2 separate regions of the Mus musculus genome follow, and region 1 is linked to region 2. A link is a loop called in an ENCODE intact Hi-C map of the cell type or tissue named here. Cell type or tissue: heart. All regions are shown on one strand. Each heading gives the region's core, and the rest is flanking DNA. Links, peaks and the distances in the headings are about the cores only.

Region 1 (8,015 bases), core at 1,638-6,637, 410 kb before region 2:
TTTTGGTTATTGTGAATGGTGCTTTTGTGAGCATGGATGCAAGCTATCCTTTTCCAGAGCCAGACTTCAAGTATTTCCAATGGATGCCGAGAAAGAAATGCTGTGTTACAGATAATACTGTGTTTAGCTTCTGGGGCAAGTCCTCTCTACAGCAACTCTGTGGCTTCACCTTCCTACCGGGGAGGCCCAGGGCAACCCATCCTTACAAACACTTGATCTCTGTCTCTATCCATCCTCAGGGACACAGAGTGGGCCCATGTCACTCTGGTGCTTCTGTCACTCACAGCAGAAACCAATTCTAATTAACACTGAGCCCAACCCACACAGCACAACTTTCTGTGGCCAGTTCATCTTGGCCCATGAGTCAGAGTGAAGTACTGCCAGCCATGGAAGGTGCTATGTGTAACCTCTGTGTTCTCAGACTTAAAGGGCTGGAAGGACAACCAAAGCCAAGCAACACTGCCTGCCAGTTCCAAGTGGGCTGAGCAGCTTGCTGTAGGGTGAGCGTCTCTAAACTACTTTTACATTTCACACCAAGAGGTCATTTGCAGTCATTCTTCTTTGTGTGGCTCTAATAGAGCCAGAGCTTGTTTTGTCAATAGGTAATTATCTTTGAGAATAACATTGCTAACAAAAATCTAATTTTCTCACGGCCTTTTCTCACTAGAACCATCTAGGACTCTCTGTAGCTTAACACCATGTTTGGTAATGAGCACAGCAGCATTGTCTCATGGGTAATTTTCATGCTAGGAAGACCCATCCAGATATAGTAAAGAGAAGTGATTTCATTATATAAAATTCATGGTAAGAATTCCCATATTCATATCAGTGGGTTCATAAAGTAAAAAATACTTTATTTTCCATTATCTAGTTGTTTATGTAAATTATTGTTTTGTTTCCGGCCATTTGGATAATTGATTATATTCATTATTGTATTTTGGTGCTTTTCCTAGTTTTTATAGTTCTTGTTGTTTACCGTTTGATTTAGTCTTTGCTATCAGCACTGAAAACACGGCTGTGAAATTACCCACGTCCCAGATGGAGAGCATGTCGAACAGGCTGTGGGCCTCGAGGCTCCCGCTTTCCCTTTACCTAATGACTCTCACCTGCCTCTGGCTACACACCAGCTCACCATGAAAAGGAAAAAACAAATTTGTCATGCAAGTCGGTTAGTGTGTGTGTATGTGTGTGTGTGTCCATGAATAAGGATGAATGTGGAGTGGGGTGTGTGTGGGTGTGTGTGTGTGTGTGTGTGTGTGTGTATGTGTGTGTGTCCGTGAATAAGGATGAGTGTGGAGTGATGTGTGTGTGTGTCCATGAATGAGGATGAATGTGGAGTGGGGTGTGTGTGTGTGTGTTTGTATATATGTGTGTCCATGAATGAGGATGAATGTGGAGTGGGGTGTGTGTGTGTGTGTGTGTGTGTGTGTGTGTGTGTGTGTAAAGATTTTCAAATCCCACTAACACAAAGTATTAAAACTCCTCCTTGGGGAAATGGTAGTAAATAATCCAAGGAGGTATTAAATCAACCACGGAGTGTGAAGAACTGTTCCGTGGTGGCCATACAACTCAATCAGGGGCTTCTACCCCACCTTTGATTATTCAACTCCCAGATAAAAGACACATGTGACCTTTAATGTATTATATGTCCAGCTATTAGCTGTTGGCAACTTTATTTAACAATAGTTTTAAGTCAAGGAGAAAGGTCATAATGTGGATTCCCTCATTTCTGGAAGCAACCATGCCTTGGGGGCCAGTATTTATTATTACAATAATGTCAAAAGATCAAACTTCAACAACCAGGAAATCTCAACATAGTTGTTCACCAGTGAGGTCTCATAGGAGTCCTGTTCATCCAAATGACAACAGATGACAGCTATCTGGGGACCCAGGACAACCTGGCAGTCAATCCATCAGGCTGCTTTGGTATCTGAGCTGCCCGATACTGTGAATGTTTTTAATACAACCTAACAGTATATGCCAAATGACTGTGGTGGTATTTTCACATTGTGTGCACTTTACCACCCCCACCAAAAGAAGGAGGGCTACTGACCCACCCAAATGGAATAAGCAGTTTAGTGTAGCATTCCATAGTCTACAAAATCCAGAAGGAGAAACTAAGGGTGCAGCTCAGTAGTAGAAAGCTTGCCCAGAGTGCACAAAGCCCTAGATTTGATCACAACACCAAATTTGAACACATCTCTAATCCCAGCTCTAGGCAGGTAGAGGCAGGATGATCAAAAAATCTAAGGTTATGCTAGGCAGTATGACCATGCTGGTGCAAGCCTTTAATCCCAGCACTCCAGAGGCTGTACATTGTGCCCGAAACAGTTTTGGAATATCCATTACTGGATTCCTGTAGAGTGTGGGCAGAGATAGTCTCTCCTTCAGATGAAGCTGATGGGCCAGCATGCACAGGGAAGTGTACATAGCTATAGCTTAGCCTTGGCCTTGGTACTATAGTTTAGCATGACCTTGGCTCCCCCCCCCCAACCCCAAACAAGGTTTCTTTTTATGTAACTTTGGCTGTGCTGGAACTCACTCTGTAGGCTTGGCTAGCCTTGAACTCACAGAGATTTGCCACAGCCAAGTCTCTGTTCAAGCCCTGCTCCCCACTGGCTTCTGCAAGGCTTATATCCCCATGAGAGATGGAGTTTCAGGTCCCTTCTTGCAAATGGGTTCCTATGGCTCAAAACCAGGAACAGAAAGATTGATGATGGACTTAATAAACTATCCAGCTTGCCAATAAATTCACATTATGCTTCATTTTAACGTTTATTATGGAAATAGCAGTTGGACTTGATAAACAAGCTTTAAAATATACATATTCACTCATTCAAACATAGTCCCCAGAGAAACTCCGTCTAAAAAAAAAAAAAAAACAGACAAGACAGACAGTTGATATATACGTGAATTTTTCAGCCATAAAAAAGAAAATTATGCTGTTCCCAGGATAATGGATGCAACTGGAGATTAACATTAAAGCCAACTGAGCCAGTTTCAGAAAGCAAATATATGTTTTCTCCAATTTGTAGTTCCTAGATTGTATATAGTCACATAAAGTCATACACACACATACAAGAAAAGAAATTGGGGAAAAGGGAGATAAGTGGGAGGGAGGAGAAATGAGAAAAGGGAAGGTAAGGATCCAGGGGAGAATGCGGTTATGGTACAATATGTACCTGTATGAAGATTAAATTGAAAAAAAAAAGTATGGAGTCAAAATCAGTCATGTGAGAGTGCATATCCTGAAATTATAGAACCGGGGTGCACTGGGAACTGGGAGACTGCAGCTCTGGGGTGGTGCAAACTACCTCGCATATTTGGGTGTTGGCTCAAGTTAAACACCAAAAACTCGAACTATGCATTTAAAACCTGTATGGTCCATTCTATCTATCATCCCAAAACATAGGAAAAGTAAATGAAGCCGGATCCCGAAAGTGCCATGGAACTGAAAGTTGGACGTCTGCAGGACCCGTGCATCCCGACGCCCCTCTCTCCGCGGACAGTCTGCAGTTACCCCCACGCCTCCCGCCACATCGCCTACGTGCCTCAGTCTCCCTAACCGTGCCTCTTACTTGCTGCGGAACTCGTCGAGCGCGCGCTGCGCCTCGGCCTCCTGCCTCTCGAGCCGCGCGTGCTCGGCTGTCAGGTCCCGGGCGCGCTGCAGATTGGCCTCGACGTGGCGGGCGAGCGCGTCCTCGGGCCCGGGCTGCTCGCCCAGGCGCTGGAAGGCGTCGAGCTGCCGCCGCAGGCCGGCGTGGCGCTGCTGGAGCGCGCGGGCCCGCTGGACCTGGACTGCCACGCGCTCGCCCAGCGCCTGCAGCGCTGCCAGGCCGGGCGCGGTTCCCCCGGGCTGGGCGGCGGGGCCCGCGGGCTGGGCGCGCTCGTAGCGCTCCTGGCGGGCCTGGAAGACGTAGCTGCGGCGGTACATGGCTCCCGGAAGGCCGCGGCCTGGGCTGCGCCTGCTAAATAAACCGGCCGGCCGGGCTGGGACGTTCCAGAGCCGGTCAGCAGATGTGCCCTCGGGGCGGGCGCCCAACAATGAAGAGCCGCGGGTGCTTTGTGTGCGGGATTAAGCCGCCCATACAGCTCCCGGGTGGAAGGGGCATCGGGCAAGGACCTCTTTGTTCCGCCATTGTGGAGGCCTGTTGCTATGTGACTGCACGGAGGATCAGGGGGACAAGAGATGCATGATGCTCTTTTAACTGGCTCTGTGTAAGCCACCCAAGGCCAGCTTGCTAAAGTCCTGCAGCAGAGGGCCTGGCACTTTCTCCTGTCCCTTCCAACTTTCATTATGAACTTACTTGTTTGTTGTTGATTTCAGGCTTTTAAAGGCGTTACAATAATACCATGTTGCTGAGGCTGTCTCGGGGAGGGCTTCCTAACTATGCATGCAGATAAAATGGCCTAGCATGTAAGTGTTGAGCTGTCCTCCTAGTAATTTCTTATGACTGTTTGGGTGTATTTGTGAGGACTTGACAACTTGTATAGTGACTTAGGAAGACTGGTGATACTGACCTACACCGTTGCTCTCTCACCAAGGAGGTGAGGTTAGATGCTTCAAACTTAACAGAAATCCTTACAGTCTAAGGACTTAGTAAACTATCCAGTTCTCAAATAAATATTCTCATTATGTTTCATTTTAACTTTTATTATGGAAATGGCAGTTGGAGTTAAAAAACAAGCTTTGAAATATATACAATCACTCAATGTGATAGGCTTTGAAAAATTCAAAAGTAAAATTAATGTTGAAAATATTGAACTATTTGATGAGATTATTCCAGGATATAAATATTTATCATATTAAAATATTTATTTAAAGATCATTATCAAAGTCTGGAGAGATAACTCAGTAGGTAAGCATGCTGTACAATCACGAGAACCTGTGTTCAAATCCTCGGCACCCACGAAACGCTGGACATGGCTAAATATGCCTATAACTCAGCAATGGAGAGGGAGGTACAGTGATGGAGAAGCAGCAAACCTTCAGTTCAATAAGAGACCCTTCGTCAAGGCAGTGAGGAAGACACTAAATGCTCTCCTCCGACCACAGCATATACGTGCACACATTTCACATTTCTATAACCACATACTTAGCAGTACATGTGTATCACCCACAGTTTTAAAAACCATTATCAAAAGGACTGGTCTCTTATAAATTAAGGCTTAGCAACACCATATATTACCAACCATATGGATTACACATAATTATGCTACAAATTAAAGTTACTAAAAATAGGGAAAATCACTGAGATCTTTGTTTAGTTTATTATCACTCCAAGAAGCCTATATAATAAAGGATTCAGTCTGGAACAAAGCAATGTATGATCTGTATGTGTGGTGACATGGTCATATTCTCTCTCTCCCTCCCCCCCCCTCTCTCTTCCTCCCCTCCTCCCTCCATCCTTCCCTCTCTCTCCTAAGACATTTAGGTTTTCATGGCCAAGTGGAGGAGAGCATGATGTGAGTATTTTGAAGGTTTCCCACACACTGCTGGTGATGAATTGATTTCCAACTTCCCAGAGAGCAAAACCCACATGTAACAGGTACGATAAATCACCCATGGCCTTTGACATCACATGTTAGTCAGTTGTTGCTACAGAACAAACGACCCCAAAGAGTCGAGAAATAACACATATTTATCACCACTCTCTGGGTCCCCAGCCCGGCTGAACAGTTCTTCTAGCTGCAGGTCTTTTGATCGGCTGAGACAGCACCATAGCTCTTGTCCTTCCTTCTGAGTTAGCAATGTCAGAAGCCGTGCCAAACAGGTTCATCCAGGTTTTCCTCGGCAGTGAGTCCACTCACATCCTGTTGCTAAGTCAAATTACAGGCTCACAGACAGCCCAAGCGGGGAGTTACATGGGAGTCTGAGGAGATGACTCAGTAAAGTGCTCTCTGCTAAGCCTGAGTACCTGAAGTCCCCCTCATCCCTGCACCCATCTCGTTCAGGTGGAAGGAGAATTTGGTGTCACAAGTCTATGTAACCCCAATTCTGGAGCTGGGAGACAAGCAAGCAGATGTAGGGTGCTCTCCAGCCAGCCAGCTTACTGAACCAGACAATATCGTTGAATGGGGCCAAATTACTTGAGCTGAAGTTCAATGAGAGACCCTGTCTCAGAGAATAAGGTATAGGCTAAGAGAGAAAGACAGCTGGAGTTGAGCTCTGGCCTCCCTCTGTGCACACACAGAAGGGCATACGTACATACAAATGGATGAAGTGGGGTGGAATGGCTCACTCAGACCATGACAAGGATTTAGATATATTATCCCATCACACTAGTGTAAAGAATCGATACCAATTCTCTCTACAGCACAGAATAATCCCATTGGAAATAAATATATCCCAGAAATATACCAAAGGAGAAGGACAGCATAGTTCCCATATAATATGGTGCAGCAAGTATTTTTCAGACTACCTACTAATAAGCTGGATGTGGTGATAAATCCATCTAACTCAGCTAATAACTGAGCAAGGTGATGTCCCTCCTGTCAAGAAATAAGACATAGTACAGGCTATAATCTTCCTCCCAAGTTGCTTTGAGTCAGCAGACAAGAACAATAGTTTATATTGGCATGTAAGCTGTTTTATGCCGTGATAAGAATACCCCAATGTTAGGGGCGTAAACAACAAAGATTTGCTTACTGCTCCTGAGACGCATCAGTCCGGAGTTAGCTGTAACCTTTGCCCTGTATACTTACTAAGTAGCTACTGTTCCTGAGTACTGACGTTCATCTTAGAGAATGATAGCATGGCTGGTTTTGAACATTTCCAGACAATATCATTGAATGGGGCCAAATTACTTGGCCCCACTAAACTCCAAATGCACTTCTAAGTCAACAGAAGGGACTGTGTGCTGGTCAACAACCAGAAGGAACAGAGCTTCATCTTCACCTTCATCATCATCATCATCATATATGTATGTGCTAAAGCAATCATGAATGAATGAATTAGTTGGGTCTAGAGACATGTTAGGAGAGCATATCAACAGGCCATAGGACAGTTTCACTAAATAGAACTAAAAGACACTGGTTTAGGGGCTAGAGAGATGGCTCAGTGGTCAAGAACACTCACTGACCATGCTTCCAAAGGACCCAGGTTCAATTCCCAGCACCCACATGGCAACTCACAACTGCCTATAACTCCAGTTCCAGGGGATCCAACACTACCACACAGTCATACATGCAGAGGAAACAACCATGCCCAATAAACTAAAAATAAAAGATGCTAGTTTGGGGGTGGGGGTAGAAAACGAGTGTTATTAGAATCAAAAAGACACAAGGTTAAATTCTAGAATTTAGCAAGTGATTGAACCAACCTGGACTCAGTATGGCAGTGAGGAAAAGGCAATGAGAACTCACAGATACAGCCAAGTCCGCACACTTCTCTTGCACACTCACATCCCCTATCCCAGAATCATTGCAGGGAGCACCGTTCCAGGGAGCACCATTCCAGGGAGCACCATCTTCCGTGCTTGGATTCTGGCTTGTGTAACTCAGGTATGACCTCAGTGTAATTGTGAGATAGCATCCCAAAAATCCCAAGTAAGAAACATCCTATTAACAGATGGAGAGGGGTGGTGCTCCCTAACGTCTAAGTTTGATTTCTTGGTAATAATACCATTATACCTTGAATAGGGTGGCATCTCAAGGCAGTTTTAATTTGCATTTCTCTGCCTGCTAATGATGTTGAACACTTTAAAGAATGTTATTAACCAAGGTTTTTGGTTTTGTTTTTTTGTAATCTCATTTTTTTTAAGGTTTATTTATTTATTATATGTAAGTACATTGTAGCTGTCTTCAGGGCGTCAGATCTTGTTACAGATGGTTGTGAGCCACCATGTGGTTGCTGGGATTTGAACTTTAGACCTTCGGAAGAGCAGTCGGGTGCTCTTACCCACTGAGCCATCTCACCAGCCTTTTTTTTTTTTTTAAGATTTATTTATTATTATATAAGTACACTGTAGCTGTCTTCAGACACACCAGAAGAGGGCGTCAGATCTCATTACAGA
Region 2 (7,791 bases), core at 1-5,000:
TAAAGTCATCTTAAGGAGAGAACACCTTGGGGTAAAAGACTTTATAGTAATTAAAATGTCTGGATATCAGACTTCTCCTTTCAGGCCTCCTTACCTTGCCAAGGAACTTTACTAGCATTCAAACTCCTCAGCACTAGCTCAGGGTTAGAGGGAATCCCAGAGTTTCATTCTCATCTGAAGAATCCTTAGATTCTAATCTAGTCACTAGAGCAACTTCCAGAATCCCATTTTGATAGAAATTCCAAACTAAATAATCCGAACATTTAAATAAAATGGCAAAATTTATTAGCTGACAAATTTGCCCAAGTTGAACTCCAGTTCTTTGACACTTGCCAAATTCCCTTCAAATGACTGCCATCCAGATGTGATCTGCCAGTCTAGTACAGACCAGATAACACAAACGAAACCATGTACTAAAACCAGTCATTTACCTCAACATTTCTTTAACTCAAGAGAAAGCCAAAGTTGTCGTTTTCTCCACTGTGATCATCTCCAATTTTGCTTATCAGAGTGATGGTGAACTCATTTTTTTAAAAATTCTATTAGCAGTTAATAAAGACGATCAAGTCATTTTACATAAATGATTCTGCTCCGTACCAAAAAAGGAGGAAAAAAAGAGCCACCAGGGCCTCTCCTGCCCCTAGTACCTATTATATATGCCAGGGGAGAGAAACTAATTCTTCTAATGTAAAAGAAATAAAACACCTCGCACAAAGCTCTATTTCAATACAATACCCTTGTTGGAACAATCCAACTGGTTGGTGCGCCAGAGACCGGTATTTACTTACTAGATAAAAAGTTTGCGCCGGACGTGGTGGCGTATGCCTTTAATCCCAGCACTTGGGAGACGGATTTCTGAGTTCGAGGCCAGCCTGGTCTACAAAGTGAGTTCCAGGACAGCCGGGGATATACAGAGAAACTGTCTCGAAAAACAAAAACAAAAACAAAAAAAAAAATGTTTGCCCATTCAAAGGTACTTAAAATGAAATCTTAATTCAGCTCTTATTAAAATCTAAGAGCTCCCATATTACTGACGATTTTGTCCACAAAACTGACTCATAACCTACCTGTGCGGTGGAAAATTCAAGTTTAAAGAGCCAATAAAAGTAGAATCCTTTATTGCCCGTATAGCAATCCCTGTTTATTGCATTAGTCCTCAAGATATTTGCAGCCCGAGGGTTATATCAACACACAGGATTTACTAAAAATTACAACTCCCACGAGGACACATTTAGCGTTCCCAAGTTGCAAAAACCATGCTACATACAGATACTCGTTAGAAATCTCCCCACTATTTTAAACGAAAAGGCCATTTTCTTAAAAGGAGATAGGAATAGCAAACGAAACTTTGATCCACTTTCCAATTACCATGTAGTCGATTTAAGTTTTAGGAGCAAAAGAAAAAAGAAAAAAAAAAAAACCACGCTCCTAAGGGCTTCAGAGGATTAGCCTCAGTCGAATGACTGGCAGAGCGTCGGTCAGCTTCCCACCGAGAGCTCAAGAAGTGGGGTCCCACTTGTCTGGGTCTCCTTGGTCAGAGAATGAGCGTGCAGAGACACCCCGTTGGAAAGCCATCTCTAAAGGGGTGGTTGAGGGAAAACCTCGGGATCTTGCTGGGGTCCGAGCCCCAGAGAAGATCCACCCAGCCCAAGGAGGCCGGCGGGAACCTCCAGCCCAGGTAGCGAGCGAGGAAGGGATCTCACCTTGCTGCGGTCCTCCTCCTGCTGCTCCAGCAACTCGGGAACCGCGGCCATGGCGACGCGGGCCTCGAGCAGGGGCCGTGTGGCTGTGCGAGGAAAGAAGAGGCTGGGCCGCCGCCGGGGCGCCTTTCAGGGGCGGCCGCGGCCCCGCCTCCGCCGGCCTCCTTGCCGGACGGCGGCTGGAGGCCGCGGGACTCCGCCACCATCCCAGCAGCCCCGGGCGCAGGCCAGCGAGCGGCACGCCACGTGCTCCCCCAGTGCGGCCTCCCCCGTCCCCGCGGCCGTCCATCTTGGAGCCGGGCAATAGAAGCTACGCGGGGAGCCTACCCTCGCTCCGCGCCACGCGGACACCAGCACCGGAGGGCCGCGACGGGAACGCGGGCTCCGAACCCTCCGCCGGCGAGGCACGCCTCGAGAAAGGACGCGCACCGCGGCCCGGGCAATTTATGGCTCAGCCAGAGTCCAAGATGGCGAGCGGCGGTGACGTGCGCGAGATCTCGTGAGCGCGACAACGCGCGGCTTGACGGCGCCCGCGCTTCTGCTTCGGGGGCGTGGAGGGGATGGCGCCTCACAGGTGCGACGGGAACGCCGTAGTGCATGCTGGGGCCGCCTCGCTTTGGGAAAGCGCGGGACCGATGAAAGTACGGGTCCCGAGAGGGTTGTTTGCGGGCTGGGTGTTACAGCGTGGTGGCATCTCAGGTACAGCTAGAACCCTGCCGCTGACCGACCTTCTATTTAAATACTCTCTTCCCTATCCAAACTCGGGCACGAAGGGCCACGCTTGTCCTGTCGCAGCCATGGGAGACACCTGCAGAGATCATTTTCTGGAATTAACGTTGGATGGGCTGTGCAGACCCACTTGCGACATGTCCCGAGTCTGGACCACGAGGTCACAGTAGCACCCACTTTTTAAAGGGCGGCGTGAGGAATAGATGAGCGATGCCCATACAGAATATTTAGTAAGAGTTTGGTATGTAGATGTAGGTGTTTAACTGTTAATTAAGACTTGTGAATTTGTTGGGGGGGGGCAGATTGTAGTTGTTTTGTTTCTAGAGACAAAGCCAAGCTAACCCAAAATCTCAATTTCATACTGCCTCAGCCACCCAAGTAACTTAAGTTTCCTGGTCTATGCCTCCAGGCCTTGTCACATTCAGATTTAAGGTGTCATATCCGAAACGGCCAACACATTAACATTGAACAAAAGCCACTTACAATTTTCATGAATCTTACTTGGGAATGATTTTCTCTTTTTTTTTGGAAACGTCAAAAGTTTAGTGTATGCACTTTTAATGTTCTTGTGGGTTTTTTTGTTTTTGTTTTTTGGTTTTTTGAGTCAGGGTTTCTCTGTGTAGCCCTGGCTGTCCTGGAACTCACTTTGTAGACCAGGCTGGCCTCTAACTCAGAAATCCACCTGCCTCTGCCTCCCAAGTGCTGGGATCAAAGGCGTGCGCCACCACACCCGGCTCTTGTGTGATTTTCAATTTGATGGTTTTAATATAGAAAATGTCTTAAACCTAACACCACTTTTTTTTTTTTTTCAGATACGAACAGAACACACTTTTAAACTTTCCAGACTAGAGAAAAGTTAGAGGGGCGAAGTCTAAAAATGAAACTGCCTCTGACCTTCTGCAGGCTGCTTAGCAGGTTAAACAGATTTTCTGTAAAAGCAAGCCCTCCTGTGAGTTTCTCCACTTTCTCTTATTTGTGTAGCCAGAAGAAGAAAAACTCTTACGAAGCAGTAGACCAAGCGAAGTACTCTCGTTTAGTACGCTCTGTCTTGTCCAGAGGCCCGGCCCAGACTCCAGAGTCGTTGTTCAAGGAAGATGATGTACTGTATGGACCAGTGAGTAAGCATAAGGCTGCAGAGCCGGAGCCACAGGCCAGAGTCCCACAACACTGCTTTCCTATCTTCAATGAAGAGAGAACCGGGAAACCACACACAGATGCTTCTTCAAGCCCTTTGAAGATCCCTTTGCAAAGGAACTCGATACCCAGTGTGACCCGCATCCTTCAGCAGACCATGCCACCTGAACAGAGCTTCTTTTTGGAGAGGTGGAAAGAGCGGATGGTTCTGGAGCTGGGAGAAGACGGGTTTGCAGAATATACTTCAAGTAATTATCTTGCTTCTGGTTATGTGTGGTCACTGGTTTTTAGGAGATAGAGCATTCCTGTCAGAAGAATGGAGCTTAAAAAAAAATCTTACTGAGGAAGTACTTTCAAATAGCATTTCATGTCTGCTAATTTGCTTAATCTTCGTAGATACTATTAACTGTAGTTCACACTTAAAGAAATGGAAATAACAGAGATCAAATTATTTGACAAACTTGCATAATTTATAAACAACCTATCAATTCTTTTCCATCTCTTGACAAAAGTCTAGGGTTTTTTTGGTTGGTTGGTTGGTTTTTGGTTTTTCGAGACAGGGTTCTCTGTTTAGCCCTGGCTGACCTGGAACTCACTCTGTAGACCAGGCTGGCCTCGAACTCAGAAGTCCGTCTGCCTCTGTCTCCCAAGTGCTGAGATTACAGGTATGTGCCACCGCTGCCCTGCCAAAAGTCTAGTTTTTAAATAGTTTTTCTTGCTCAGAATGTAATGGTTACCCATTGTTCTACTAGTCAGTATCATTTGACTAGCCACAATCCAGAACTCCCAATCCCCGCTTATAGTTTGGTAAATTGAACTGATCAAATGTTCTTGGCTAGGAAATGGTTAAATAACCTTCAGCCTTCAACTCTCTTGTTTTTAAAAATGTGACCAGTTCTTAGAGAATCTGGTACAGTGTGTTTTGATCACATTGGCAGGCAGGCATCAGCTCCTGACTCATTAGACAAGTGAAGAGGATAGCGTCCTTAAAGCAGTCCTTTCTAGCCAGGTATAATGGCACACACACAGGTATAGTGTTTGAGTTCCAGCACTCAAGCAGATAGACAGATCTCTGGTGAGTCAGCCTGGTCTACGTAGAGCGTTCCAGGATAACCAGAGCTACATACTGAGACCCTGTCTCGAGAAAATCAAACAAAAAAGGGTAGATTAAAAAAAATAATAGACATGGTAGTTCATGCCTCTAGTTCCTGTACATAGGAGGCTCAGGTAAGGTCACATGTTCAGGCCAATCTGGGCTACATAAGGAGACCCTCGGAGTGGGGGAGGGGAAAGCAAACCATTGGCGTCAGAGAATGCTGGTCTCCTAAGGATTATATAAATGTCTTTGGTCAAAATTGGAGCTTATATAGATGTTCCTTAGCCTTTGCTTCCCCAAGAAACAAAGGTGACATATGAGGTGACATATGAGCACTTTTATTTTAAAATTATTGTCCTCCTTTCCGGGTATCTTAGGAAAAAAACACCGAAAAAGTATAAGCATTTAATTATGTAGGTGTGGATGTGGCAAAAGTGACCAAGGCTTTTTTTTATACCAGTGGTTTTCAACCTGTGGGTCATAACCCTTAAGGGTCCAACAGCCCTTTCGCAGGGTCTCCTAAGACCACTGGAGAACACAGATATTTACATTATGATTCATAACAGTTGCAAAGTTACAGTTATGAAGTAATGAAAATAATTTTATGGTTGGGGTCACTACAACATGAGGTGTATTAAATTATATGAAGGGGTTGCACTGTTAGGAAGGCTGAGAAGCACTCACAACTTCATATCATTCTTCAGATGGGAGGGGCAAGGATTGCATGCTGGATTGAGTGCCTTCCTAAGATGGGTAGTGACAACCACTCAACTAGTCTCTGCTCTCCTTTTCGGTTGTTTGTTTGCTTGCTTGTTTTTTGAGACAAGGTTTCCCTTTGTTGCCCTGGCTGTCCTGGAACTCTAGAAACCAGGATGGCCTCTAACTCAGAGATCTGCCTGCCTCTGATCCTGAGTACACGGGGTCCACAAATCTAGATGTTCGTAGTTACACATGTGAAGAATCTAGCCAGGAGAGGTCTGTAGCTGGGAATTAAACTGCATGGCAATGGGTGCAGTAATTTTTTTTATTATTTGATAGTGTTAGTGGTTAAACTCAGCCTTGTGTATGCTAGGCAAGTACTCTGCTACTTGGGTTCCTCCTGTTTTTAACAAGTTTGTCTTCTGATTCATTAAGTAGTCTGTAGGCTAACACGGCATCTCTTTAAATTTTAATTCCAGCAGGGTTAAATTTCTTTTAAGCCTTTCACATGCAGATAATTTCAGCAGGACTAAGAATACAGGAGTAGAACAGTTCCCCTCCTAACTTGAATTCCATGTAACCCAGAAGCAATTTTAATTTTTGCTAATGTAGAGCTGGTCTTTCAAGTCTTTGTAAATTTGACAAACATAATATGGTTTAACATTGCCCCATTTGGATGAGATGGTTTTCCTCTTTCCTGGGGGTTGGTCTGCAAGCCTGGGCTCCTGTATGTGTCCAGAATGCTCCCTGAGCTTAGCCTCGCTCTGCTAGGAGACTCGAGCCAGAGAGCTTGGGCTTTGGGGAAACTAACAGGACAGCCAAGGCTGCTGGAGGAGCCGCTGTCAGTATCTTGCTGAGTTATTTGAAAGCACCAAGGCCACTCCCTAGCCTAACACTGCTCTCTCTCCTTCAGCAGCGATCAAGTGACTGTGTTGCACTTTGATTGCGTATGTTTATGTTTCCTGTTCTTAACGTAAAAGAATGTAAGGAAGCCTCGGGAGATGGCTTTGTAGTTGGTTAAGCGAGTTCCTCACAGACATTGTTATTGCAGCCTGAGCAGGGCCCCAGTAAGGCCTCCATTCTCAGGAATGAACTCTCCCTCCAGCTTGGGTGGACACCAAGCATGACAACCTACCCCAAAACACTAAGAGTTGAGCCAGTTGAACTGGTCAGTCAGCCTGCCTCAAAGACCACTCCTCAGGAAGGTATAGTCACCTAACTACACAGAGAGATGAGAGAAATAATTATCCCCTTAATAAAATAATAATACTTTTCCTTCCCAGAAGCCCAAGGGCTACACGTATAATTGAGCAACATGAGGCTCTGTTAGGTCTGACACCTTTCTGAGTCCTTACTGAAGGCATACATTTCCTTTTTTTTTTTTTTTTTTTTTTTTTGGAGGGGGGGGGACAACGACTCTGACCATAGCCTATGTATGTTTTTGTTTTTCTGGTACTTTTGATTTTTTTTTACTCTGGCATGTGGCTGCTTGTCAAACCTTCATGGCTCTCTCAGAAAGGAATGTCTTTGTGCCTCTTCCTCCTCATTTCCCTCCTCTAGACAGCTGCCAAGATTTATAGCTTGTGTACTGGAGAGATGCTCGGTGGTTTAGAGCATTTGTTGCTGTTCCAGAGGACCCAGGTTGGATTCCCAGTACCCGTGGGGCTCACAACCATCTTTACTCCAGTCCCAGGAGCTCTGATGTCATCTTCCGGTCTACTTGGGCAACAGGCACACACATGTGGTACACACAGATATACATTTAGACAAAATACACATTTTTTTAAAAAATTACAACCTTCCTGTCCTATGCTTTTTCTTCTAAACTTTCAAAAAGAATGTTTTTAAAGATAAGCTAGGATGTGGTAGTGTATGCTTTAATCCCAGCACTCAGGAAGCAAAGTTCTCTGTAAGTTCAAAAGCAGCCTAACCTACGTAATTCTAAAACAGCCAGAACTACATAATGAGAGCCATCTCAAAAAAAATTGCATTATTGAGTTTCACAGGAAACTGAATATAGCTGGGCATAGTTGTACTTACCAGCACATGAGACTGAAGAAAGAGAATCTCATGTTCAAGGCCAGCCTATAACACAAACAAGACCCTGCCTACAAATTCAAAAAAAGGGTGAAATTTTGTATCTAAGGGTTTTCCATTTAAAGATAATTTTTGTATAATTTAAATTATTTCTATTATATGATTTATATAGCATTTCATTTTAAATCCTGCTTTGGTTTGGTTTTGGTTAGCTCTGTTTTTATTTTTTTCTCCATTTCTTTTTAGATGTGTTTTTACAAGGCAAACAGTTCCATAAAGCCTTGGAAAGCATACTGTCACCCCAGGAGAACCTAACAGGGGGAGAAGAGCACCCCCAGTGTGGCTACATCGAAAGCATCCAGCATATTCTGACAGAAATCAGTGGTGTGCAAGCTC

Evidence for each region. Hi-C counts contacts between places; a loop is a spot of excess contacts. Peaks named below come from ENCODE experiments on the same cell type or tissue, not always from the same donor. Only the 100,000 strongest peaks of a DNase experiment are listed, where the experiment ranks them.
Region 1: it touches region 2 in a loop (2.2-fold over the local background); 13 of 42 quality-filtered maps call a loop at or near these places.

The regions. Positions count from the first base shown.
Region 1 is chr2:143,858,998-143,867,012 of GRCm38, forward strand. Bfsp1 (beaded filament structural protein 1, in lens-CP94) reads right to left here and starts at 4,176. Exons shown (of 8, transcript NM_009751.2): 1 at 3,579-4,176. The coding sequence starts at 3,934. Gm33648 (a long non-coding RNA gene) reads left to right here and starts at 4,329. Exons shown (of 3, transcript XR_375039.4): 1 at 4,329-4,417; 2 at 5,428-5,549. In heart, for the core only: a CTCF peak has its summit at 3,938; a DNase peak (open chromatin) is centred at 3,824; H3K4me3 peaks cover 1,257 bases; H3K27ac peaks cover 1,130 bases.
Region 2 is chr2:144,268,674-144,276,464 of GRCm38, forward strand. Snx5 (sorting nexin 5) reads right to left here and starts at 2,229. Exons shown (of 14, transcript NM_001199188.1): 1 at 2,028-2,229; 2 at 1,704-1,786. The coding sequence starts at 1,754. Mgme1 (mitochondrial genome maintenance exonuclease 1) reads left to right here and starts at 2,231. Exons shown (of 5, transcript NM_028984.5): 1 at 2,231-2,399; 2 at 3,242-3,811; 3 at 7,642-7,791. The coding sequence starts at 3,307. In heart, for the core only: no CTCF peak of the experiment used is centred there; a DNase peak (open chromatin) is centred at 2,078; H3K4me3 peaks cover 2,971 bases; H3K27ac peaks cover 2,856 bases.